Linked DNA regions of Mus musculus: all the other regions are linked to region 3. A link is a loop called in an ENCODE intact Hi-C map of the cell type or tissue named here. Cell type or tissue: heart. All regions are shown on one strand.

Region 1 (8,000 bases), 59 kb after region 3:
AGCGAAGAGTAATCCTTTCTTTCAGTAATATATCAAGGGGCCTAACAGGGACAATCTTTTGTACAGCCGATAGTGCCTGGACAATGGCTTTCCTGCCTGTAATGTCCTCCCCTCTTCCCTCTCACTGACCTGGGAGTCGTGTAGGTGTGTTGTTGACTTTGAGGGCTTCCTAGGGACGGCCTGTGCTTCAACAAACTCAAACTCCACAGATCGTGGTGGAAACAAGTCTTGGTATTCCTTAAACCTACCAGAAAGGCGACAGAGAGTATTAAAGAAGATAAAACCACGGTGCATGAAACATAACAAGGCCTTTTCCATGTCAGCTCCTGCAGGAGTTACAGTGGGAAGTGTGGGATACTCAAAAGCTCTCCTCTGACTATCTCAATTTTATCTAAAGTCAGCCTATCTGTGCTTCTCAGCGCTGTATTCTTCCTCATTCTCCCCCTCTCTCTGTATGTGTGTTGTATATATGCATTTATGTATATGTGCCTGTGTATATTTTATATATGTGTGTATGTTTGAGTGTGTGTATATGTGTAAGTGAGTGTGTGTATGTGTGTGTTGCAAACACAGGCAGGCAGGAGATTTCAAAGTAAGTTTGGTGTTTCTTTTGTAGGACAGCTCTAGCAGTACACTATGAGGTCTGGGAGATCTTTGCTTAATGTGGCTTTTCAAAGCTAGGAAGCAACCCCAGAGGGAACCCCACCTTCTCTGAACATGCTCACCATTTTTCTTCCACAGATTTCATGACATAACCCTGGAGCATCAGCAACGTGGTGGTGGTGATGTGACGCACATTAGCAATTTCTTTGATAAAGGGAGCATCACACTGCAGTATTTCCTCTAAAGAATGAGAGAAAGGGAGGGAGGGAGGGAGGGAGGGAGGGAGGGAGGGAGGGAGGGAGGGAGGAATAGAGGGAGGGAGGGGGAAAGGAGAGTCATTTCTGTCCATAGTTTGGTGGTTTCATGAGAAAGGCTCATGACTCTGGTATTATTCTGGCCTCACTGAGCCTTCTACAATTTGCAAGTCTCCAAAGATTATTTTATATGTTATGGGAAACTATTTTTTGTAGACAAAACACTATCTTTCTTAGTCCCATTTCAAAGATGAAAGCTTGAAAGAAAATAAAGTTAAAATAAAATTTGAATTCATTTCTGTAGCTGGGGTGAAGTTTTCCAGTTTAGAGAGAGGCTTAGGGGGAAAGGAACAAAGCGAACTCTTCAGGTACAGAAGGAGAGCCCAAGATGCGACAGTCACTGTGGAGCGCACCACGATGCTCCGTGTCCAGAGACAATAGGACTGTTAATGAGCTTGAGCATGCGCTTCGGAGTATCTGGGCACTCCTTTCTCTCTGAGACCTTCCAGAATGATGCATAGAACTCATCTTAAAATTCAGCAAACAAGTATTTCTTATATGTGCCAATGCATAATAATAAAGATACCTCTTGCATTCTAAAAGACAGGAACTTTGGGTGGGCCTCATCGTCAGAGTTCAAAATGTACCCCAAGGTCACTTTAGGCTTAGGACTACTACTGCAGTCTACTTAACCTGCCTTTAAGAGAACAATGTAACAACTGACCCTCCTTGCCTTAGATTTCTCAGGTAATTAATCTTTACAACTGATGCAAATCTTAAATTATGTCCCAAGGTGAGTGTATGTGTGCATGTATGTTATGATAATCATTTGCTGAGGACAGAAGATAGGACCAAACTAGCTTCATAAAATGAATGTGCACAAAAAAAATGTTGGAGCAATGTATGGATATCGCTTGATGGCATTGGTTTGATTGGTATCTGGGTCAGCTGGAATAATCTGGAATCAGTGGCTTCACCCCTTATAAGACTCTGTTAAGGATTTCTGTAAAGTGCCCCATTCCTTCTTCATATTGTGCTTTCTGTGCTGTTCAATAAGAAAGCAGAACCCTCTGCCATGGACATACACAGGAACACACAAACACAGGGACAGGTTCACAAGACAGCATTCAGGCAGGCGCAGATTCAGACTCATACCATGGACAGAAGATGATGGAAGACTGTCAGAAGCCATTTAGGAGAGGCTAAGACTAGTGGGTGACTTTCCTGAAATGTCCATCATTTTGCATAGATGGTGGTGGATAAGCTCTGGAGGCAAGGCCCTAAGACACAAATCTCAGGAATGATTCTTGCTATTGATATGTCCTCCCTGTCATTATTAAATTAATATAGCAATCCCTGGGTGTTAGCCCACCCTACCGGGCAGATTTTCTGCAGATCAAAGAAGATGCACTATCTTGTAGTGATGCTATATAGAGAAATAGATGATTTCTTAATTCCTAATGATTCTATAAGAATTCCTAAATTTATACTAATAACTATTGAGCCCTTTATAATAGGGTTGCAATTAAAGTCCTCTATGATATGAAAACTGCTATTAGAACTCTGCCAGTCTTCACATATCACAAGTTAATTGCACTAGATGGAAAGCAGGCAAAAAGATTTACAATTTAGGAATGAATACATTCCTTTAGGCCATAAAACCATTAACTAAAGATTGTAAAAGGAATGAATGATATATTGTAGTTGCAAGGACAAAAGATAAAATATTGACTGGGTTTATCTATACAAAAGTTCGATGTTAATGTATACATAAGAACTATAGTTTAGACTGTCAATGAACCTGTGGAGCTAGCTGTGGGACTTAGCTCCTGGCAGGAGACACAGGACAAGTAGAAATTCAAATCTGGGCTCCCTCTTGTTTAAGGCACATCAAGGGGAAGTGCTTTGTAACTTCTTATAATTGCATTAATGTGATATCAATGCAATATTTGTGAATCTGAGTTTATTATTAATGCATTCGAATTGGACCTACAAACTCGCATGCTGAGCTGGGGCATTTCTGTACATCCCAGGACATGGCAGGCAGATGCTGGAAGCTTGAGAGTTTAAGGCCAGTCTGGGCTACATAGACGGGTTTCAGGCCAGTCTGCAGTGTGTGGCAAGACCCTGTTTCAAAACAAACAAATAAATGAACAAGAGAGACTTGTTACTTTTGAACTTTTTCTTTTTTCTTTTTTTTTGTATTTCTACACTTGCCTTGGATAAACAAAACCAAACCAAGCAAACAAACAAGTAAAAAAACCACTAAATAAATGAGCCCCTTTCTGCCTACATAAACTCTGCCTGTTCCCCTGTGACAGACAAGAAGCTCGGCTCTACAGCTTTAGAAGGGCATTGTGCTCTCACCTCCTTTTTCTAGAGCCATGAGCTAAACTTTACTTGCAATCTCCAGCTAAAATGTATTTCCACAGTCTTTACCACCACCTTAGACAGGAAAACAAGACAACATTTAGGAACGGTTGTCAGACACAGTGTTCCCCAGTGCAACTCTTCTTCTGGGGATGGAGAACACCACCTGTTTGCTTATAGCTAGTCCCAGGCTAGTCATTTTAATGGTCAAATAATTGGAATTTGCATTCAATGGAATAAGTTATAGCTAACTTCAATGCGTTGTACTTCCTTTGTTTAGAAAATGCAGCTACTTATTCCTACCTTACTGGAGTTTAGGTTAGATTCCCAACAATAAAGGAGATTAATGAGCGTGTGTATGGAATGTATCTCACTTGTGATTTCCTTTCATCAGTGTGCTGACTTTGGGCTTAAAATTGTTCTCTGCATTCATCCTCGGTGTCTCAATATTGCCCCCATGTGGCCATTTCCCTCTCAGTTCTCTCTAGCGGTTTTGATGGAGTCAGGCTACTTCCCAAACTTCTCCTCCCAAGAAACTAAAGGGAGAATCAAGAGAAAGAGAGGCACACCGGCAGGGACCTTTCCGTGGAGATAAGTCTTGGTTATATTTTCCAAAGATGTCTTATAAGTCTTTTCATTGGTCTCCATCATGATCTTCTGTACGGCTATCAGGAACTGCAACGGGCTTTCAGACTTCCGGTCTTTGAGGAACTCTTTGAAGTACTCGAGGTGTGCATTATTTAGGAGGACTTCTGTTAAGTTCCTGGAAAACAGAGCGTTGTATTGTTGCTAGAGGGGAAAGGATAGAGACCTTGGAGACTGTTCCGAGTAGGGAATGAAACCGAACGTGGGTTACAGTGTAGTTTCTGGACCTGTGAGACCCGCCTATCTCTGCCTCCCTAGTGCTGGGATTAAAGGCAGCACACCTGGCTGCCCCTTGAATGGAGTTAAAGCTAATGTTTCGCCCACGATCCCCTTTCCTTTTCTCTCACAGTCTTTCTTGGGTAGGCTGTGCTCCCTCCGGGGTTTCATCTTCCTTGGCAGGCTGCAACTGTATCTCTAGTTACTCCCCTTTCCAATTTTAACTGCTCATGTAACCTCTTATGTCACAGTCACAGCTATTATTCAAAGCTGCGTGCATGTAACCTTCTTCTGACTAATTTACCCATCTCCTTTACAGATGCCTTTATGTAGGTTTTTGATAGACATCCTTTATCGGAATGTCATAGCTTTTTTTCTATTCTCATTTTGAAAGTTGGTTTTTTTTTTCTTAAATCATGATGTTTAAAATCATGGTTTAGATATCTCAAATGAGATAATCATGTGGGATTTCTACCTCATTTATTTAATATGGAATATGTGGTGGTTGATCTTGGTCTCCGAGTTAATTGGAATTGAAATTAACTAAAAGGTATGCCACTTTTCTTGATCAGATTATTTGAAATGGAAAGGCCCATCCTAAATATAAGTTGTTCTTTTCAGTATCAGCCCAAGTAAAAGGGAAATGAAAGAAAAAAACTAGTATTTGTCAACTTGCCTTCACTCTCACTGGCAAGTTCATCTATGCAGTTCCTGCTGCACTTCATTGATGTTAGAATTAGCTTCTTCAGGTTTTCAACTGAGGACCCATGAGTGACTCTCCAGGAATCCTGAGGGCTTCAACACCAAACTGCAACTCCTGAGACACATAGCCTCATGAACTACTAGATTCCCAACCTCTCCAGTGTGCGATGGCCACTGATGGACTACACCAGTTATATTGTATGAGGCAATCTCAAAAAAATCTCCTTTTAATATGTACTCATTCTATCAACTCTGTTATTCTAGGGAAGCCCAACGAATACAGGATATTATTTCAACTTTTGGATGTTAACTGAATCTTGTGTTCCCTAGATAAATGCCAGCTGCTGATGCTACATGATATTGTTGTTGTTGTTATTACTGGATCTAGTTTCCTATTTGTGAGAGACTTGTGTGTCTAGATTCAAAGGGAAGTAGTAGTCTGTGGTTTTCATGATGCCTCTGCTTTGGGAATCAGGATGATATTGGCCTCATAGGATAAGTAAGAGTTTCTTCTATTTCCTCAAAGAGCAATTATAATGTTGGTACTATTTTTCCTTTAAATATCTCCCAGAATTCTCCAGTGATACTACCCATGATATGGTGTATGAAAAAATTAAGTTATTAAAGATATACCTTTTTTTTTGTTTGAGACTGGGTCTAAATGTGTAGCTCTGGCTGTACTGGGAATTACCTTATGAACTCTCAGAGATCTTCCCGCCTCTGCCTCTAAATGCTGGGATTAAAGATGTGCACCATTTTGCCTGCAAATTACTACTTTTTGATGTTGCTTGAAGGACACCAAGTTTTTAGTCACTATGTTTTTCTGTTTTTGTTGTTGTTTCTATAGATTTAGCAACCCTTTCAGGTTGTCTTCAAATCAGCTTTTAGAAATCTGGGCATTTCTAGAAGATTATTACATTAAGTTGTTGAATTTGATCCTTGTATTTCCTAACCGTCTCAATGTCTTTACATTTTTTTTCAATCCTGATTTCTAAACAAACTAAATTTTTATTTATTTTTGCATGTTTGTATGTTTGTGCGTTTTTGTCTTTCTGTCCATGCTGTGTGTTTCATGTTACACATATGGAGGTTAAAGGATAACTATTGGGAGTTGGCTCCTCTTCCTGAGTGGGTCCTAGCCTCAAGACCAGACAATGTCTACTGCGCATCTTCTAGTTCCCTGGCTCTTCTTTCAGGTTAAGCCTGCTGATTCTGTCTAGCATGCTTTCTTTCATCTGGTCATTATGCTTTTCTACCCCAGATCTGAATTTGGTTTTTACTTTTTGGGTTTTTTTGTTTCGTATCATTTGTCTCATTTTTTCTCAACTTTTTCTAGTTGACTAATGATTGCTATCACAGATTCCTTCAGCCGTTTAAACGTAATCTTCTTTATTTGCTGAGTGGTTTCTTGGATGTTTTTGATAAGTAACAATAGGAATCACCTCCCAACCGGCTTCTCTCTGCTGCCCGCCCCTTATGCAACCCGTGCTTGCCTGGTTTCACCTTGTGTGACCATCACAGCAACGCTGGAGCGGAGCCCACCCTCATGCTTCACTTCTCACAAGCTCTTGCTGTTTTATTTGCTTTTGGTTTTCTTTAACTGACTTACCAAGGGTGACCCTAGAGAGGATTGCTCCTCACAGTGTGTTCACATGGTACACCCTCTGCTTTCACTTAAATGTTTTTCATTCTCTTAAGTTTCTTTTAAAACTTATAATAAAAGGAAACAAATTAAAAAAAAAACCTATATTGAAATAAACCAGACCCAGAGACTATATATAACACAATGAACTTCTACACTGTCCAAATAGCAATTCAGAACAGAGGCTGTGTGGCTTCCTATTGTATCCCATGCTTTTCCTACTGAACATATTTTATGTGCCTATTACCAAGAAAAATTTTAAAAGTATTTTAAAAAGGTGTATGCATTGTACTTTAAATGTATGAGCTCTTTGTCTGTTTGTTGGTCTAACGTGTGTATGGCTGGTTGTGCAAAGACCAGAATAAAATGGAGGTTTTCAGCATTATACAGATGCTAGGAACTGCACTCAGGTCCTCTGTAAAAAGCAACAACTTCTCTCAACTACTGAGCCATCTCTAAAGACCCCATTCTTTGAAAAATGGCTAACTGAGTCCATGTTTGTTCTATCTGGGATTCCACTCCTGGTCTCTTTTCTATCAAGTGGAGCCTCTACATGCAGTTTAGGACTCTTCCTGGAGTCTAACTTTCCTTAATTCATACTTAATTTTTTATCTCTTCCTACTATATGCACATAGGAATCAGACAAAACTTAATCATAATACTTAAAAGTCAACTTTGTATTGTCCTGAGTTTATGTCTTAGATTAATTAAGGTCAGGAACCATTGGATGTGGTGGTGCAAACCTTTAATCCCAGTACTTGAGAGGCAGAGGCAGGACAGCCAGGGCTACATAATGAGACCCTGTCTTAAAAACAAAACAAAAGCAAAGAACAAATAGAAAAAGACAAGAACTGCCTTGTTACTGTGATTCATATTGTATTATACCATTATCATCAACATCATTAGGTGGCCAAGACATAGCATGTGACCAATAATAACTACACTGAGTGAGAACTAGAGACATGTTTAGAAGAACTGCATGTGTCTTATCTCTGATGCTAGCTGTGATCTTAAGTCATGGGCTGTAGGACTTACACGATTTAGAAAAGACTTTTTATTATTCCTGCTCAACTCAGTTGGAAATATTTCTGTAGTCTGAGTAGAGAATAGTGACCAGTACAGACTAGAACCTAAAGAGGAATAGCTGAGTGCATATCAGGAAATGCTTTCCATTATTCAAGGGGAGGAAGACTTATTCAGAGTGTTTAGAATGGACAGATGATTTCCAACCTCTGGTGATGCTACAGTAACAGAAGCATTCCTGTGGGCATTTTTTTTAAATATACAAAATATTTTTTTCTGGATATTTGACTGTCTTTTTTATACACTACAATGTTTTCATAATCTAGAGGTGAACTTTTCATGTAGCCAGCAATTACACAGAAATGGAGTAAAATGAATAAATTGGTCCAAGTTATAGCCAGGAAAGGAGGAAGCATACTTAAGGGATAAAGCACTAAAAAGTCGCCTGTAGTATTAACCATGTTCTCTGGGGATACAGTTTCAGAGCAGGAAATTACAGCAGATATAACGCTTGGAGAACCTTTTATGTCTAAGTGGCATTTGTG
Region 2 (8,000 bases), 260 kb before region 3:
GAGAAGGGCTGATCTCTTTAAGTTGGAGGCTACCAAGTCTACAGAGAAACCCTGTCTCCAAAACAAAAACCCCCAACATAAGTAAATGTACAAAGTAAATGAGTAACAAAATATAGGGCCTATCAAACCCCTTTGTCTCTAGAAAACCCATTTAATTTTAAACATTCATGCTAACTAAGTCCAAACAGATCGATACAGCCCTTAAGGCTCCAAAATTTACCCGAGGAAAATACTAATATTCCCATCTATAAACTAACTAGGCATCTCAGTAATAAATTTATACCTAAGTATATTCTTAGTTGCAACCCAACTTCACAATTGGAAATTCTAATCCGATCCCCAAAGATCTTTCACAGCTATTTCTTGAATCCTTAAAGTGGTGCTGATATCCTTAGTAGATTAGGAACTATTTAATCCTTAAACTGCCTATTGTACTGTTTGGTTTTACTTTTATTACTTTGAACTGAGGAAATTTAAGAAAACTGGAGAATAAAGAGTATAAATGGCCCCCTAGAAATACTCAGCGGTTAAGAGCACTGACTGCTCTTCCAGAGGTCCTGAGTTCAAATCCCAACAACCACATAGTGGCTCACAACCATCTGTAATGAGATGATGCCCTCTTCTGGTGTTTCCAAAGACAGCTACAGTGTAGTTATTTACATAAAATAGCAAGCTGGGCGTGGTAGCATACACCTTTAATCCCAGCACTTGGTAGGCAGTGGCAGGCGGATTTGAGTTCGAGGCCAGCCTGGTCTACAGAGTGAGTTCCAGGATAGCTGGAGCTATACAGAGGAAACCCTATCTCGAAAAACCAAAAAAACAAACAAAAACCCCACAACTTCTTTTACAGACCTAGAACTTATCCTCTTGTCGAGAGCCTAGATGGATGCCAAATTTTCCATCATGTCACATCTGCCCTGCTGTTTTGGCTCCAGAAATGCCTCCACTATTACTCGTTTGTTTTTCTACAGCTCCTCTCTCACTTGCCACCACTACCTGATACGTATACACGTATACTCGTATACACACACATATCGGAATAAATCAAATTTTGTTTTATGAGACAAGATTTCTATGTGTAGTAGCCCCGGACTCAAGAGATCGAACAATACCTTCCACCACCAAACCCCAGTGCTGGAATGAAAGGCTAGAGTCATGGCTCCCAATTTTGTGTTTTCATTCTTGCCACCCGGAAACAAATTCTTTCATCTCTTTTCGCACCCTCAGGTCACGTGGCCGGCCCTCCCTTCCTCCAGGAAGGTCTGGCCTTAGGCGTAACTGATCTCTCATTGCCCTTTGGAGCGGATACACTGTGCACCTCAAAGCCAGACTCAGGCTCGTGCACCCCTCAGACTGAGGCGCCCTCCCTTTCGACCGTTATCTACAGCGGGGCTATCCCGTTGCGCGGTGTAATTCCGCCATCACTTACTAAATCATGCATTCATTTTCCTACCACCTGCTCCTCATCCCGCCCCACCCAGCCATGCCCCGTCACCAGTGCGGAGCGGGAGGACCTGCAGCGAAGCCCCGGACCCCAAAGCGGGCACCCCCACGGGGCCCGGGTGTCCCGGATTAGAACCGCGGACGACCCCCCACCACCACGCGCCGGGTGGCGTCGAGCCGCTACCCCTACACGCAACTGATTACAGACACCCGCCGCCCGTCAGGCCGAGTGAGGAAGAGGCCTCCGAGAGCGGCCAGTCTGTGCAAGGAACCCCAGGGCCTAGGGCCACGGGAGCTCCGCTGCGCGAGGCGCCCACGGCCCGTAAATCCGGGTACCCGCCGCGCTGCCCCTCCCCCACACGCTCGCCCGCCCGCGCCTCACAACAAAGCCACGGCTGAGCCGCGGAGGCCGGCGTCGGCCCGCAGCAATGAGCCCGCGTCCGGGGCCGCAACGCCCCCTTTCTTACCCTCCTCCGCTTTTCCGTGCCCGAGAGCACAGCCTTCTTAGGCGAGTTCGCAGCGCCAACCTTCCACGAGAACGGCGAAAGAACACACCTCACCCGCATGGAAGCAGCGGCGAAATGGCTCCGACTGCAGGACCCAGGGGGCGGAGTCGGCGACTCGCGCCTGCGCGGTAGGCCAACTCCGGAGCCAGCACGCCCCGAGGGGGCGGGGCTTGAACCACTTCCGGGCGCCAAACCTGAGGTCGCGCGAGATCTGCTGGCCTAGGCCCATAATTTCCTGTCAGTCGCTAACCAGCTTGGTTTCTGGAAGTTATGTCTCCTTGCCTTTGTCTTTGTAGAGCAAGCTAGCCCACCACTTAACGCAGTCCACTTGCCTCCACCTCTGAAGGCAAAATTTAGAGACATGCCACCATGGATCTCCTTTTTGATAGTTTATCTTACGTAAGGGCAGTGTTACAGGATTAATCCTTTCAGAGTTTATCAGAATAGCCACTTTAAAATATGCCAAAGCAATGTATTTATGGGTGCTGTATGTTAAAATACAAGGACTGAAGTATTTCTGCTTCATCAAAATGCTGCAGGCAGCCGGGCAGTAGTGGCGCATGCCTTTAATCCCAGCACTTGGGAGGCAGAGGCAGGCAGATTTCTGAGTTCGAGGCCAGCCTGGTCTACAAAGTGAGTTCCAGGACAGCCAAGCCTACACAGAGAAACCCTGTCTCGAAAAACCAAAAGAAAAAGAAAAAAGAAAAGAAATAAAATGCTGCAGGCAGTGTGTAGCATGGTGGCACTTGCCTCCAGTCACAGCACCCAGGAAACAGAGACTGACAGACCTCCGTAAGTTCAAAACAGTCTGGTCTATGTTTAAGGAAGGCCAGGGCAACATAATGAGATCCTGTCTAAACAGCAAAGGAACAAAAACCTTAGAAGTTAAAAGCACTTGTTGCTCTTGTGGAAGGCTTGGATTCAGTTCTCAATCACACAGTGGCTCACACACAACCATAACCTCCATTCCAGGGGACCCAGCAGGTACAACCATGGTGCACTGACCTACAGGCCATAAGACATAAAGTAAAATGAATCTAAGACAAGAAAGAGAGCCCTGGCTTATTGGTTTATTGCCAGGGGTGGTGGTATATGCCATTAATCCCATTGTAGTAAAACCCATTACCCCACCAAAAAGAAAACCCTAGCTCAAGACACAACTTCTCCACTTACCTTTTGGCTGGGGAGAGGGACGAGGGACTCTTTTTTTTTTTTTTTTTTTTTTTCCAAGACAGGGTTTCTTTGTGTAGCCCTGGCTATCCTGGATTTGTAAACCAGGCTGTCCTGGGACTCACAGAGATCTGTCTGCCTCTGCCCCACCCCTCACCCCTCAGGCTGGGATTAAAGGCATGCTCCCAATTATCTCAAAATCCTGTGTTTTGTTTAGCTTCAAGTGAGAAGACTCTTGAGTTTAATACTTGTTTTGAGGGGTGTTGTATTTTTGAAGTACTGAAGAGTAACTCAAGGTTACCCTACTACTAAGCTACACTCAAGCCCAGCATCCCCAACCTAGTTGTCTGTTTGTTGTTGTTTTGTGAAAACTAGCATGCCTCAAGCCCCGATTTGATCTCCACCCATGCGAACAGAATTATGGAAACTTCCAAAGGAGAACGGTGTTTAAAACTCCTCAGGCCAGAGGGTGAGTGCAGCCCTCTGCTGGTCGGCTTGCCTAGTGTGCAGAGACAAGGGAGTCAGCGCAGAACACACAGACTGACAGAAATTTCACTTCTGCTACTTTCACCAACCCTTTCTCTATTTTAAGGACCTGCCTCCTTCACACGGTGTTCTAAATTCTACAGGGCCCCTGTGGGGTGGCTTCTTCCTCTCTGCTCATGTGACTTTGTCTGAAAATAAAAATGCAGATCTTGACCCCGGGTGATCCAGCTTCCAAACTTTCCAAAGCCCGCAGAGAAAAAAAGACTTGGCCCATTGAGAGGATCTTCTTTTTTTATTTTTATTTTTTAAAGATTTATTTTATTATTATATCTAAGTACACACTGTTACACTGTTGCTGTCTTCAGATGCACCAGAAGGAAGCCTCAGATCTCATTACAGATGGTTGTGAGCCACCATGTGGTTGCTGGTATTTGAACACATGACTTATGGAAGAGTAGTCAGTGTTCTTAACCACTGAGCCATCTCTCCAGCCCGAGAGGATTTTCTACCCATTGTCTCACTGTGACCTTCCCGCCCTTGAACTTACCCCAAGAAAAAGATTTGAGACAAAAAAAAAAAAAAAAAAAAAATCCCCAGAGACAGCAGGATATCTATTTCCTCCCCCTAATTTCTGTCTCTTGGGATATTTGGTAGAAAGGAGAGCAGTATGAACCTTGATTCCAGGAAGAGAACTGAAGAAAAAAAAAGAGCTGGGCTCAGTGGAGAGAGTGCTGCTTGGAGTCCCTGACATCCTGAGTTCCAGCTCTAATATCATAAGAAACTGAACATGGCACCTAAGGTTTGTAATCTCTGCAGTCAGGATCCAGAACCAAGGGGATCAGGATTCAAGGTCAGCGTCTTCAATAAGCAGGTTTGAGGCCATCCTTGTGACACGGTGCCAGACCTTTGAAGCACAACTGACTCCAAGATGTAAGCACTGTTCATTGTACCATCCAGGCTGTAAACTCAGTGTGGAGACAGCACCGCCTGCCAAAACTAAAAGTCTCCATCCATCAAAGTCCACAGTTATGGAAAACTTACTAACTGTGCTAATTTCTCCCGTGGTTCTGCTTCTGTGGACCTGCTCTTTTAAGTGAAGGATATCAACCCAGGACTTGATTTTTTTTTTCTTGGTGTTTTTGAGACAGGGTTTCTCTGTGTAGTCCTGGCTGTCCTGGAACTCACTTTGTAGACCAGGCTGGCCTCGAACTCAGAAATCTGCCTGCCTCTGCCTCCGGAGTGCTGGGATTAAAGGCGTGGGCCACCACGCCCCGCTAGGACTTGATTTTTATGTTTCAAAGCTCACCTGAGAAAGGCAAAGGGCTACACTGGAATCCCAAACACCAGAGTAGTCACCACCCAGCTAATAAAGACTTTCTATTGGCTTAAACCCACGTCAGAGCAGTCTTCTCTGTTGAGCCCCTCAACAGTCCTGAGACACTAAGACCCTTCCACAAAGCAAAGCAAAACAAAACAAACCCAGAAAATTAAAAAAGGTGAGGTTTAGCCGGGTGTGGTGGCGCACACCTTTGATCCCAGCACTTCGGAGGCAGAGGCAGGTGGATTTCTGAGTTCGAGGCCAGCCTGGTCTACAAAGTGGGTTCCAGGACAGCCAGGGCTACACAGAGAAACCCTGTCTCGGAAAAAAAACAAAACCAAAAACCAAAAACCAAAACAAGCTGGGTGGTGGTGGCACACTCCTTTAATTTCAGCACTTGGGAGGCAGAGGCAGGCGATTTCTGAGTTCGAGCCCAGCCTGGTCTACAGAGTGAGTTCCAGGACAGCCAGGGCTATACAGAGAAACACTGTCTCGGGGGAAAAAAAAAAGGTGAGGTTTCTAAGAGAGTAAAGGGTCTTTGCTAACAAGCCTGGGAATCTGAGTTTGATCCCCAGGACCCACATGGTGAAATCAAAGAATCTAGTCCCTCTAGTTGTCCTCTGACCTCCACACAGGTCATGTTGTTGTGCTTCACACACACACACACACACACACACACACACACACCACTCACACACATGCATTTAATGTAAATATATAATTGAATGCAAGCTGTGAAATATTAAGGTAGATACAACATTTTAAAGGTAATCAATGAGACTAGAGTTGTAGCTCACTGGTAAGGATTGGGTTTAGCATCTCACTGGTAAGGATTGGGCTTAGCATGCGTATAGCCCTGACTTTAACCTCCAGCACATCCATACTGCGGGAAAAGCCAAGCCCAGTACAGCAAGCCTATAATCCCAGCTGTATGGGAGACAGACTCAGGAGGACCACAGGTTAAGGCCTGCTTGGGCTACAGAATGAATGTGCTCAAAGCCAACCAGGGCAACTTGTTCTGAGACTCCATCTCAAAATAAAATGGGGGTTGGGGGGTGTTGAGAGCCCAGCAGGAGAGCAACTGGTTAGCATGTATGAAGCCCTGTGTTCAATCCTCTATATTTAAGAGATAGATGAGAGAGAGAGAGAGAGAGAGAGAGAGAGAGAGAGAGAGAGAGAGAGAGAGACTGGACTACTGATTACTGTTAAGTTATAGATCTTCTTTGTCTGCTCTCCTTCCCATCCCCCCAATACCCCCCCAGGTAAATTCTCCTATTTTCCTCTCCCTCTCTTCCCTTATCCCCTTGTGCCACAACCTTGAGGCTCTCACAGAATTTTCTCACTCCCCCTTGCAGCTAGCTCAGCTCTCCCACTGATAGCAAGGCCTGAGACAACTTTGAGTTGTAACTTTCTTCTCCAGTCTGGGGCCTTCCTCCTCCACTTCAGGCCCATGTAGGCTAGGTCACAAGTAACTTTTTCTCCCCCACCTCACCCCTTCAGAAAACCTCTGAGAACACTTTGTCCTCTGGTTTGAGGATACTTCCTCCTTTCACAGCATTCTATTGTTGCATACAGTTTGCTTGCTCTCTCCTAATGCTCTCCCACTTCAGGGCCGCATCTGTGCATAGTTCTGCTACAAGCTTCAGGCTGCCAATGCTGAAAACAGAGATTGTAGAGTGAGCACAAAGATTGTGTGTGTGTGTGTGTGTGTGTGTGTGTGTGTGTGTGGTGTAAAATATAATTTTAAGCCAGGGGTTTATCATGTAGTTATAGTTATGTTGGAACTCATTATGTAGATTCAAATTCATAGAGATCCTCCTGCCTCTGTCGCCTCAGTGCTGGGATTAAAGGCATGTATGTTGTACCAGCCCTGGCCTAAAAGGGAATTTCATGTCTTAATATGAACCTGCAGTAATTTCTAAAAGAGATGTAGCTCAATTAGTAGTGTGAGCCTAGCATCGTGGCACAGGCCTATAATCCCAGCCTGAGGAAACAGAAGATCAGAAGTTCGAGGTCACCCTCAGATATTTAGGGTGCTCAAGGCCAGCCTAACTTCATGAGACTGTGTCACAAAAGAGAGTTGGTGCGGAGGTAAATGCCTGCCATCTGATCTTTAGGAGGCTATTCAAGCAGGAGTTCAAGGTCAACCTAGGTGACATGAGATTCTGTCTCATAAATAAATAAGATGACACATTAGGAGGCCTATGTAAGCACTTAGTACAAAATGGTTGTTCTGTAGATGCTTTTTTAGAGTGATTGTGAAAGCCAACACTGGAAATAGGCTCTGTGACCACAGTGATTGATATGTTGTTGGCTGGGCTAAAGTCTCTTACCAGAACCCACACTATCTGCATACTGGAAGTTCTCAGTAACTTAGCTTAATGTGTAAATAAAGTAGGAAATGATGTTTTATTGGATAAACTGTTTCCCCCAAATTAGAATATATTGTCTTTCTTCCTCCTCTTCTTTTTCATTTTTTGGGTTTGTTTTTGTTTTTTAAGGCAGGAATTTTTTTGGGGGGAGGTTCTCTGTATAGCCCTGGCTATCCTAGAACTCACTTTGTAGACCAGGCTGGCCTTGAACTCAGAAATCCGCCTGCCTCTGTCTCCTGAGTGCTGTGATTAAAGGCCGGCAATGGTTTTTGTTTTAACAGACCTATCTGTTGACCAGACTTCCTCTCTAGACCAGGCTAGCATCAAACTCTCAAAGATCCACCCGCCTCTGCCTCCCGAATGCTGAAGTTAAAGGTGTGTGCCACTATGCTGGTCAAAATACATTATCTCTTAAATATTATTAAGCTCAGAGACTATGAAAGCATAAGAACTTTATTGGGGTCTTAGGGGAATGAAAATAGGAAAGAGAAAGGAAGGACATGACTTCTCCTGGGTATGGGGAAGAAGAAGGTTCATTGTAGATTAAAAGGCAAGCACAGCCAGAGGCAGGGATGTCAAGGAGAGTCTGGTCACGTGAGGAGAAGGGGGAGGGGAGGGGAATAGAGGGAAAAGGGCAGGTGACTAACTAGCTGGATTATGCAGAAAGGGCAGCTGGGGGAAGGACGGCTCAGCCCCTGAGCTAGA
Region 3 (8,000 bases):
GCCTTGGGAATCACTGAGGGCTGGGGGGGGGGGGGAACGGGACACGGGACTCCCCACTGTGTTAATATTTATTTATTGTTAACAAAGGGAGCTGGGTTCCTTTATCAGCAGTGTATGTGATCACTGTTTTTCTGTTTGAGCATGTTATATTCTTGTAAAAAAACCTGAAAATAAAACTCAAAAATAATATCCCAATATTTCCCAGGACAGTATGGATGATATGAGGGTCCAGGGGAGTATGGAGGGCCTGTGGTATCACAGCTCTGGTGATTCTGTGGGATGGGGATACAGGACGGGGTGGGTGGCTGAAGGCACGAAAGGGTTGAGCTGGGTTTGAAAGGCTTTTGCAGGGTAGTCCACAAGGAGCCGGGCTTCTCCTCTGCCTGGTGCCTTCTGGGTCACATCAGTCCTGAAATCCTGCTCTTTGAGATTTCACTGCCTGAAAAGAGCCTGGCCCAGGCACATAGTAGTGAATGCCTGCAAGCCCTAGCTTTTAGGAGTTTGAGAATGGCCTTAGATTACATACTGAGATCTTGATTCAAAAGAAAAAAAAATTTAGCCAGGCGGTGGTGGCACACACCTTTAATCCCAGCACTCGGGAGGCAGAGGCAGGTGGATTTCTGAGTTTGAGGCCAGCCTGGTCTACAGAGTGAGTTCCAGGACAGCCAGGGATACACAGAGAAACCCTGTCTCAAAAAACCAACCAACCAACCAAACAAACAAAAACAACAACAAAAAAAGAAATTATGTGGTGTTATAGATATCTGCTTATACACAGATCTGACATGCTGTTGGGTTTCAGTTCTCCCCCAAGTCCTCTGTGTGATCAGAGTTCAAGTACTTGGTTGTAGAGACCCCTTAGAATTGCACCCTACACCTAGATCCAGGGTTCTCAGGTGATAGCAGGAGGGGTTCAGACACTGAGGGCTTAAGCAAAAATATGGGAACAAACAGGCAGGCTCTAACCTCATACCATCCAGACAACAGCTCGACCGGATCCTAAACGGGGGAGAGCATGTGTGGTGCAGCTGGTGCAGCTGGTGCAGCTGGTGCCGGAGGCCATCTGAGCTGTTACACTGTGGGGCGTTTGTCTATGTGAGATGGGTAGAGAGGCCCATGACCGGGGACGGGAGGGAGACAGGAGTGCCCAGGTACAATGAAACACTGTGGTGTGTGTGTCTGCTCCACACGCACACATCCCACGCTAAGCATGTGAAAGGCGGAAGACAATTTTCTGGAGTTGTTCTCGGCTTCTACCTTTTGGGTTTTGGGGGTTGATTTCAGGTGGTCAGCCTTGGCAGCAAGCACCTTTACCTGCTGAGCCATCTTGCTAGCCACAAGGCCCCGAATCCCTATTTTCCACGGCTGGAGATGTTTGCACACATAAAAACATGGCGATTCCTTAATGCGACAAAAGGTCATCACCTCCTTTTGCCAGACTAAAGACTCCTGCGTTATGCATGTTCTTGTCCCCAGTTTTCTGTATATTTTTATCTGCTGTTTGGAGCATTCCAGAACCCTGGATGATAACATGTAAGATGTGGGCATCAGTTAAGCCAGTATGTCACGGAGAACGCAACAGCCAAAGAAACCTAGGCCGGGGCAGTGCTTTCGAGGGCCGAGGAAGGCCAGACGATCCCTTGCGCTCTGCTGCCCTCCTGTGGCTATAACTATGTATTGTCTTAGGTTTGTCTGACTTCTATAGACTATTTATCTATGTTTAATTATGTGTGCAGGTGTGTGGCTTTGTGCCCATGAACGCAGGCGCCTGAAGCTGGGATGAAAGGTGGACATGAGTCGCTCAATGTGGGTTCTGGGAACCGAACTCGGGTCCTCTAGAATAGATGTATTCTTAACAGCGGAACCGCCCTCTCCAGCCTGAATTTCTTTCAGTTTCAAAAGCTTTGCTTTTCCCCGTGGAATTCTATGTCATGGCTAGAATTTGTTGTTTATTAATTCATTTTTGGTGAACATTCAAAATTATGAAATTGGAATTATTAACACAATTCCTAACACAGTCAGTGTCTATAGGAGTTATGGCAAGATTTCCTTAGTTCTTTTAGGGCTAAAATTTATCTTCCAATCTGGAAGGTCTTAGTTAAAGAGACTGTTCAGGGATCCAGGGTCTATGAGGTGTAAATTCAAGGCAGATAGAATGCTTGAAATTGGTCCAGGAGAAGAAAGAGAAGGCCGAAGTTAGGTATCCGATCCTAAGTTAAGTAGTTGATGCTAAGGGTGAGAGATGCAAGGGGCTTAGGTGCTATATTACAGGGTAGAGTTACCTTCAGGGGACAAAGGCAGGCAGGCAAAGCTTGCAGCCTTTCCCCTCACATCTTGGCAGTACCTGGAAGATGCTGCACACTCAAGGGGAGGGGCTTCACCCTTCAGTTACGCCTGCAGGAAATACTCTCAGAGACCCACCCAGAGCCTTTCTCTTTGCTAATATCCTATGCAATCAGGTGACCGCTGAGACTAACTGGCACAGTCACAGATTCAGGCACTGACTTAGACTTTGAGTAAAGCAAGAATCTGTGGATCTTTAAAAAAATTTTTTTTTCTTTTTACATCAAGCACCCATTTAAGGGAGAATTTTCATTTTAGCCATTCACAGGACAGCTCACAGAAAGCATGGAGCAATATTTAGAGCCACACGACTGACTTTAATCTGGTGTCTGCAGGTTGCTAATCAGTATGTTTCTCAATTTCTCAGGCTCTCACTTTGTATTATAAAATGTGACTATAAATAGTATTGGCTTCAGAGAGGTTTTGTGATGACAGAAAATGTGTGAAAAGTGTGTGTTAGACGGCTTGGTGACATGCTCAAAAACAGCAAACACTTGTCTGCGGCAGATACTGCTCTAAATACTCGGCATATGTTAATTCCTGTAATTCCTGTAAGAATCCTATAACATTAAAGACATAGAAGCCAGAGCGTTTATGTGAATCACTCCAATAAATGTAAAGAGATACCAGTCAGCTGGAGCTGCATAGCAGCCAGCCCAGACCACTCACACATTGCAGATAGGAGAAGGTCAACCTTCTACTGGTACAACGTTACAGCACTGGCTTCTACCCAAGTTCCCAGAAGGGTTTGGTAAGCTAAGTGCGAGTCTGGATGTGAGCCGGAAGTCTGATGTTCTTTTTGGTCAAAGGAAGGATCGAGGATACCACAGTGGGAAGTGGTTCAGGAGGAAGAGGGAAAATGCCCTTACATTTGCGTTGGCCGTTTGTTTCCTCTCCGTGTATCCAGTCCAGGTTTCCCACTCACTCCTGTGCCTGCTGTCTACCCTTGGTAAATTATTCCTTCAAAGTTTAAATCCCACCCAGAAGAGATCTTTGGTTCAAGATGGTCCAAGGGAAGTCATGGTTCCTGTCTTAGACTCTCCTGTCATACAGATCTGTCCTCCTCCATGCAGATCTGTCCCAGCATTTGTCCCTCCCCAAAGCAGACAGCTGGTACCAGGTGCCCCTCCCCCCATGCTCACGTGATGTGACAGCTAAAGAATTACTGTGTTTTCTTCACAAGGGGGACTTATACTTCCTGCCCTGGCCTTGATCCAGAGTTGAGTTTTCTGGTGGAATCTGATGGATGCCTTCCTCTGTTAATTACTGGGTCTCTCATCCTTTATGTGTTTATAGTTTAGGATTTTATTATAGGCACATTTTGTATTATAAGTGGCCTCAAATCATTTTTAGAATTGGGCTTTGGAAATCATAAAAAATAAATAAAAAGTAACAAACCAGCGCGCCAGCCTTACCTCTTACAAATCGGTTAGATCTTCAACGACTCCGGGGTCTGCTCTGGGTTGTTTAAAGCTCTTCTCTAGGGAGAAGGTTCCAGGATGCGGGAAATGAAACTTAGCTTTTCAAAACGACCCATTCGGACTAGCTGGTTCTTGTAAGCGGAACCTATTCTCCAACATATCAACTGTGGCTCAACTCTAAATATGAGGGAACACACATACGGGTGAGCAAGACGGCCCTGGCAGCTCCGCTCAGCGGCGGTATGAATTACTTCCCCCAGACACAAACAACCCCATGGAAATCGGCAACAATTAGAGTAGCCATCCCATGACCTTGGGGGAACAAGACACAAACAAGGGAACTGAATGAAGACCAAAAGTAGCTGAACGTCGCCCTCTGCTGGCTAATCTGAGTGATTTCTGCTTTCTGTGGCAAAGCTCCTCTTTGTTCTGTCTGGTTCCTAGAAAACAACAGTGAAAGTGTCCTTCGCGGAATTTCTCTTGCTTCCGAACAGCATCCAGTTGCGCACGAGTCTTTGTTTCCTCGCACCCCAGATCATTCCTGCCACCCCAAGCCTGTCAGGATCACGTATGTAAGCAAGGCTCAGAGGTTTCTGGGCGGAGTTCTTATTTGTTTATGACAGGCAAGCTTCCTGAACACAAGCTAGCTGCTCTGGGTGGGGCGGAGAGCCAGTGTTCTCTAGGAGTCTTTGTCACTTCGTCTGCTCAGGACAAACTAATGTCACCTGCTCTGGGCTGGCACTGGGTGCCTAATTCTAACAGTCTAGGTTAAAGGTAACAGTGTAGGCACTCCAATTAGTAACCCTTCGATGACTCATACGTGACTTGTGGCTCAGGTGGCCGTCAAAAACAGAACAGCTTTAGAGTGCCAGCTCAGAGCTGTGGTGGTCGGACAGCTGGTTAGTTTTTCTCAACTAGATACAAACTGGAAGTCACCTGGAAGAGGGAACCTTAACTGGGGAATTGTCCCCACTAGCTGGGCCTGTTAGCATGTTCCTGGGGGGCATTTTCTTGATTAATAATCAATGTGGGTGGTGTCACCTCTGAGCAGGTGGTCCTCAGTTATAGAAGGAAAACAAGCTGAACAGGCCACGGGGAAAGTCAGTAAACCCCATCCTCCCATAACTCATAAAGGAAACACTTTACTGACTGCCTGCGTCTCAGGGACTCCCATCCCAGTACTCTAACGGCCCCTCCACATCTGCTTAACTCTTCCCTGTGGGGTTTTCATCATAAGATACAGCACAAGATGCAGTTGTTTGGTTCCCCATCTGGCTTCAATGATAACGAAGGCAGGAGCGTCCTTCTCTGTGATGTAGCCCAGTTTCCAAAGCACAGCAAGCTACTTACCCGCTTTGTTCCCTGGATTCTCTAGCTGTAAAGTGGGGGTGAAAAGCAGTAGCTATCACAAGATTTGCATCCCTGGGTTGGTATTTGTGAAGTGCTCAGAACAGTTCCTGAAGTACACTCAAGAGCTATACAAATGTTTTCTGTCCTTAGCATAACTGCTGCCACACCACCACCACCACCACCACCATAATCCTTGTTACTATTATCTGTTCAGGTAGCAAAATAGCACACAGGAAGACAGACCAGAAACGGCGGGATATATCGAGGCACCCACGAAGCCCATAGGAATAGGGACTGCCAGGGACTACTTCATACCTAGAAATCTTATTATACGCCTTTTCTTTTAAATGTACTTAGAGACTCAGCAGGCAAAGGTGCTTGCCAGACAAGCCCGGTGACCTGAGTTTGAGCCCTGGAAGGGTGTACAGGAAGAAGCAGAGAACTGACACCCAAAGTTGTCTTCTGACCTCCATCAGCCTGCCCAAACACACACAGCATGTAATGCACACACACACACACACACACACACACACACACACACACACACACACACACACACACACACACATTCCTTCTCTGCATCAGGAGCAAGCTCTGCCCAGAGCTTTGGAATTTTGTAGTAAGCTACTGTAGTCCAAGCAGCACTTACAGTCATCACTGGCAAAAGACTCTCTGCCTGCCATGTATTAGCTGTGGGATGGTTTGACTATGTGTGATGGTTTGTATATCCTTGGACCAGGGAGTGGCACCATCTGGAGATGTGGCCTTGTTGGAATAGGTGTGACCTGGTTGGAATAGGTGTGTCACTGTGGGTGTGGGCATAAGATCCTCACCCTAGTTGCCTGGAAGTCAGTCTTCCACTAGCAGCCTTTGGATGAAGATGTAGAACTCTCAGATCTGCCTGCACCATGCCTGCCTGGATACTGCCATGCTCCCACCTTGATGATAATGGACTGAACCTCTGAATCTGTAAGCCAGCCCCAATTAAATGTTGTTTTATTAAGACTTGCCTTGGTCATGGTGTCTGTTCACAGCAGTAAAACCCTAACTAAGACACTATGTTTACCCCACAGAGTGGCACTATTAGGAGGTGAGGCCTTGTTGGAGTAGGTGTGTCACTGTGGGCATGGGATTTAAGACCCTCATCCTAGCTACCTGAGAGCAAGTCTTTTCCTAGCAGCCTGAAGATAAAGATGTAGAATTCTCGACTCTTCCTGCACCATGCCTGCCTGGACACTGCCATGCTCCCACCTTGATGATAATGGACTGAATCTCTGAACCTGTAAGCCAGTCCTAATTAAATGTCCTTATAAGACTTGCCTTGGTCATGGTGTGTGTTCACAGCAGTAAATTCTAAGACAAGATGGCTACATAGTAGATTGTGCGTTCATTTCCTTGTTTCCTTCCAAGAACACAGGCGACTTGTGATAACAGAGAAGGCACAAGCCTATCATATCTGTCCTCTGAGGTCAGGGGACAGCCCTTGTCTTCCTCCAGGAGGTGAAGATTGCTCAGGCTGTGCCCGGATTGACGCTGCACCCATGACTTCTGTTCTTCCGTTTTCTCACTCCTTTCTTGGCTCCTCCCTGATGGCTCAGCGACTCACCACAAGGAAGCATTTTCTGTAGGGGTTGTTGCAGCCAAAGGAATGCCTGCTGAGAAGAGGAGTAGAAGGTAGGCTAGAGGAGAGCTGGCTGTGGAGGTGTTCCTTGCCTAATCTCTCTCAGCCTGGGTCGGGGCAAGGATGAAGAGGTCTGGAGGACTGGGGAGCTGGGACTGATAGCAACTTGGCTGTGTCCCTGTGCTCCTAAGCGCTTCCACGGGTGCTGTCACGGTTCTTACACTGTTTATTTATGTCCTCTGCTTCTGGCGCAGCTCTGAACCGAGGAAGGAGAAAATGAAAGTGAGCTCGGGCTTGTTTGCTGCAGGGCTCTGTTCTGGAGTGGGCTTTTCCCTCCCATATCAGAGTCCCCTGATTTTCTTCCCTCCTCTGTTCTTTTCATTACACCAACTCACCTCACAGCCAGTGGCAGTTAGGACCCATTACACAAATGCTTTGGACAACAACTTTGGTGCTTCGTATTCAGAATATACTGCAGATGTAGATCTCAGAGAATGAGGTTTTGCACAGTTTGTAGCAGATACAGCTATTTAGATGTTCAGGTTAACAAGGGGTGCCTGATGAGTGAACCTGGAGCTAAGTGAGGCCCCTGGGCTAAATGGCACTCCCTGCAGTGGTGAGTGGGTGTGGGGGGAGTATTTGCTATATTCCCTAAGACACTGTCTGCAATGGCCCTGTTTACTGTTGTCCTCCGATGAGGAAACAAAATTGTGAGTCAGCCATTTATGAATGTGCAATGAGGAAGTGACAGCCAAAAGTTGCATTCCCAGAAACTCAAAGCTGAGTTCGTACTTCAACTTTCTTTTTTCAACCGCACTGCTTCAATAAAAACTCGCAGGGGGACGGAGAGAACGAACAGAAAGAACAGTGTGTGGGGGTGACCAGCCTCACCTGGGATAAAGTCAGATGGACCAAGATTACCAGAAGGTGCCAATTACTAGGTAAGTACCATTATAGAATATTGGAGAAAGAAACAGTTAGTTTTCGTGACATTTCGTGACATTTCGTGAAATTTTAGGACGTCTAGTATAAGAAATCTGTAATAGGAAAACTAGATAAAAATGAGCTACATTTCCCACAGCATCAGCGTCATTCAGAATGGTTTTCATTCTTAAACTATCATTTCAAACATGAAAATATTTAAGATCAGAAGATTGAAATAAGCATGTATGTGTGTCACTTAGCCTGAGCCCAGCCTGGAGAGAAATCTGTACACGTGTACTAAATATAATACGGTATGGTATAAATATGGATGACAGGGATAG

Evidence for each region. Hi-C counts contacts between places; a loop is a spot of excess contacts. Peaks named below come from ENCODE experiments on the same cell type or tissue, not always from the same donor. Only the 100,000 strongest peaks of a DNase experiment are listed, where the experiment ranks them.
Region 1: it touches region 3 in a loop (2.8-fold over the local background); 20 of 42 quality-filtered maps call a loop at or near these places.
Region 2: it touches region 3 in a loop (3-fold over the local background); 8 of 42 quality-filtered maps call a loop at or near these places.

The regions. Positions count from the first base shown.
Region 1 is chr1:153,803,885-153,811,884 of GRCm38, forward strand. It overlaps Rgsl1 (regulator of G-protein signaling like 1), which reads right to left. Exons shown (of 22, transcript NM_001368270.1): 12 at 3,797-3,990; 13 at 726-843; 14 at 130-244. The region is part of intron 1 of Gm41974 (a long non-coding RNA gene); the gene reads left to right. Among named protein-coding and RNA genes, the nearest start is that of Gm41974, 22 kb to the left of the region's middle. In heart, a CTCF peak has its summit at 3,683 (motif pointing left); no DNase peak of the experiment used is centred here; H3K27ac peaks cover 83 bases.
Region 2 is chr1:153,485,623-153,493,622 of GRCm38, forward strand. It overlaps Dhx9 (DEAH (Asp-Glu-Ala-His) box polypeptide 9), which reads right to left and starts at 2,038. Exons shown (of 28, transcript NM_007842.2): 1 at 1,911-2,038. In heart, a CTCF peak has its summit at 3,641 (motif pointing left); DNase peaks (open chromatin) are centred at 2,089, 3,749 and 6,439; H3K4me3 peaks cover 2,507 bases; H3K27ac peaks cover 1,609 bases.
Region 3 is chr1:153,745,272-153,753,271 of GRCm38, forward strand. Rgs16 (regulator of G-protein signaling 16) reads left to right here. Exons shown (of 5, transcript NM_011267.3): 5 at 1-197. Rnasel (ribonuclease L (2', 5'-oligoisoadenylate synthetase-dependent)) reads left to right here and starts at 4,155. Exons shown (of 9, transcript NM_011882.2): 1 at 4,155-4,336; 2 at 6,588-6,788; 3 at 7,574-7,676. In heart, CTCF peaks have their summits at 1,672 (motif pointing left) and 4,145 (motif pointing left); DNase peaks (open chromatin) are centred at 4,080, 4,470, 6,820, 7,460 and 2 weaker places; H3K4me3 peaks cover 2,138 bases; H3K27ac peaks cover 2,412 bases.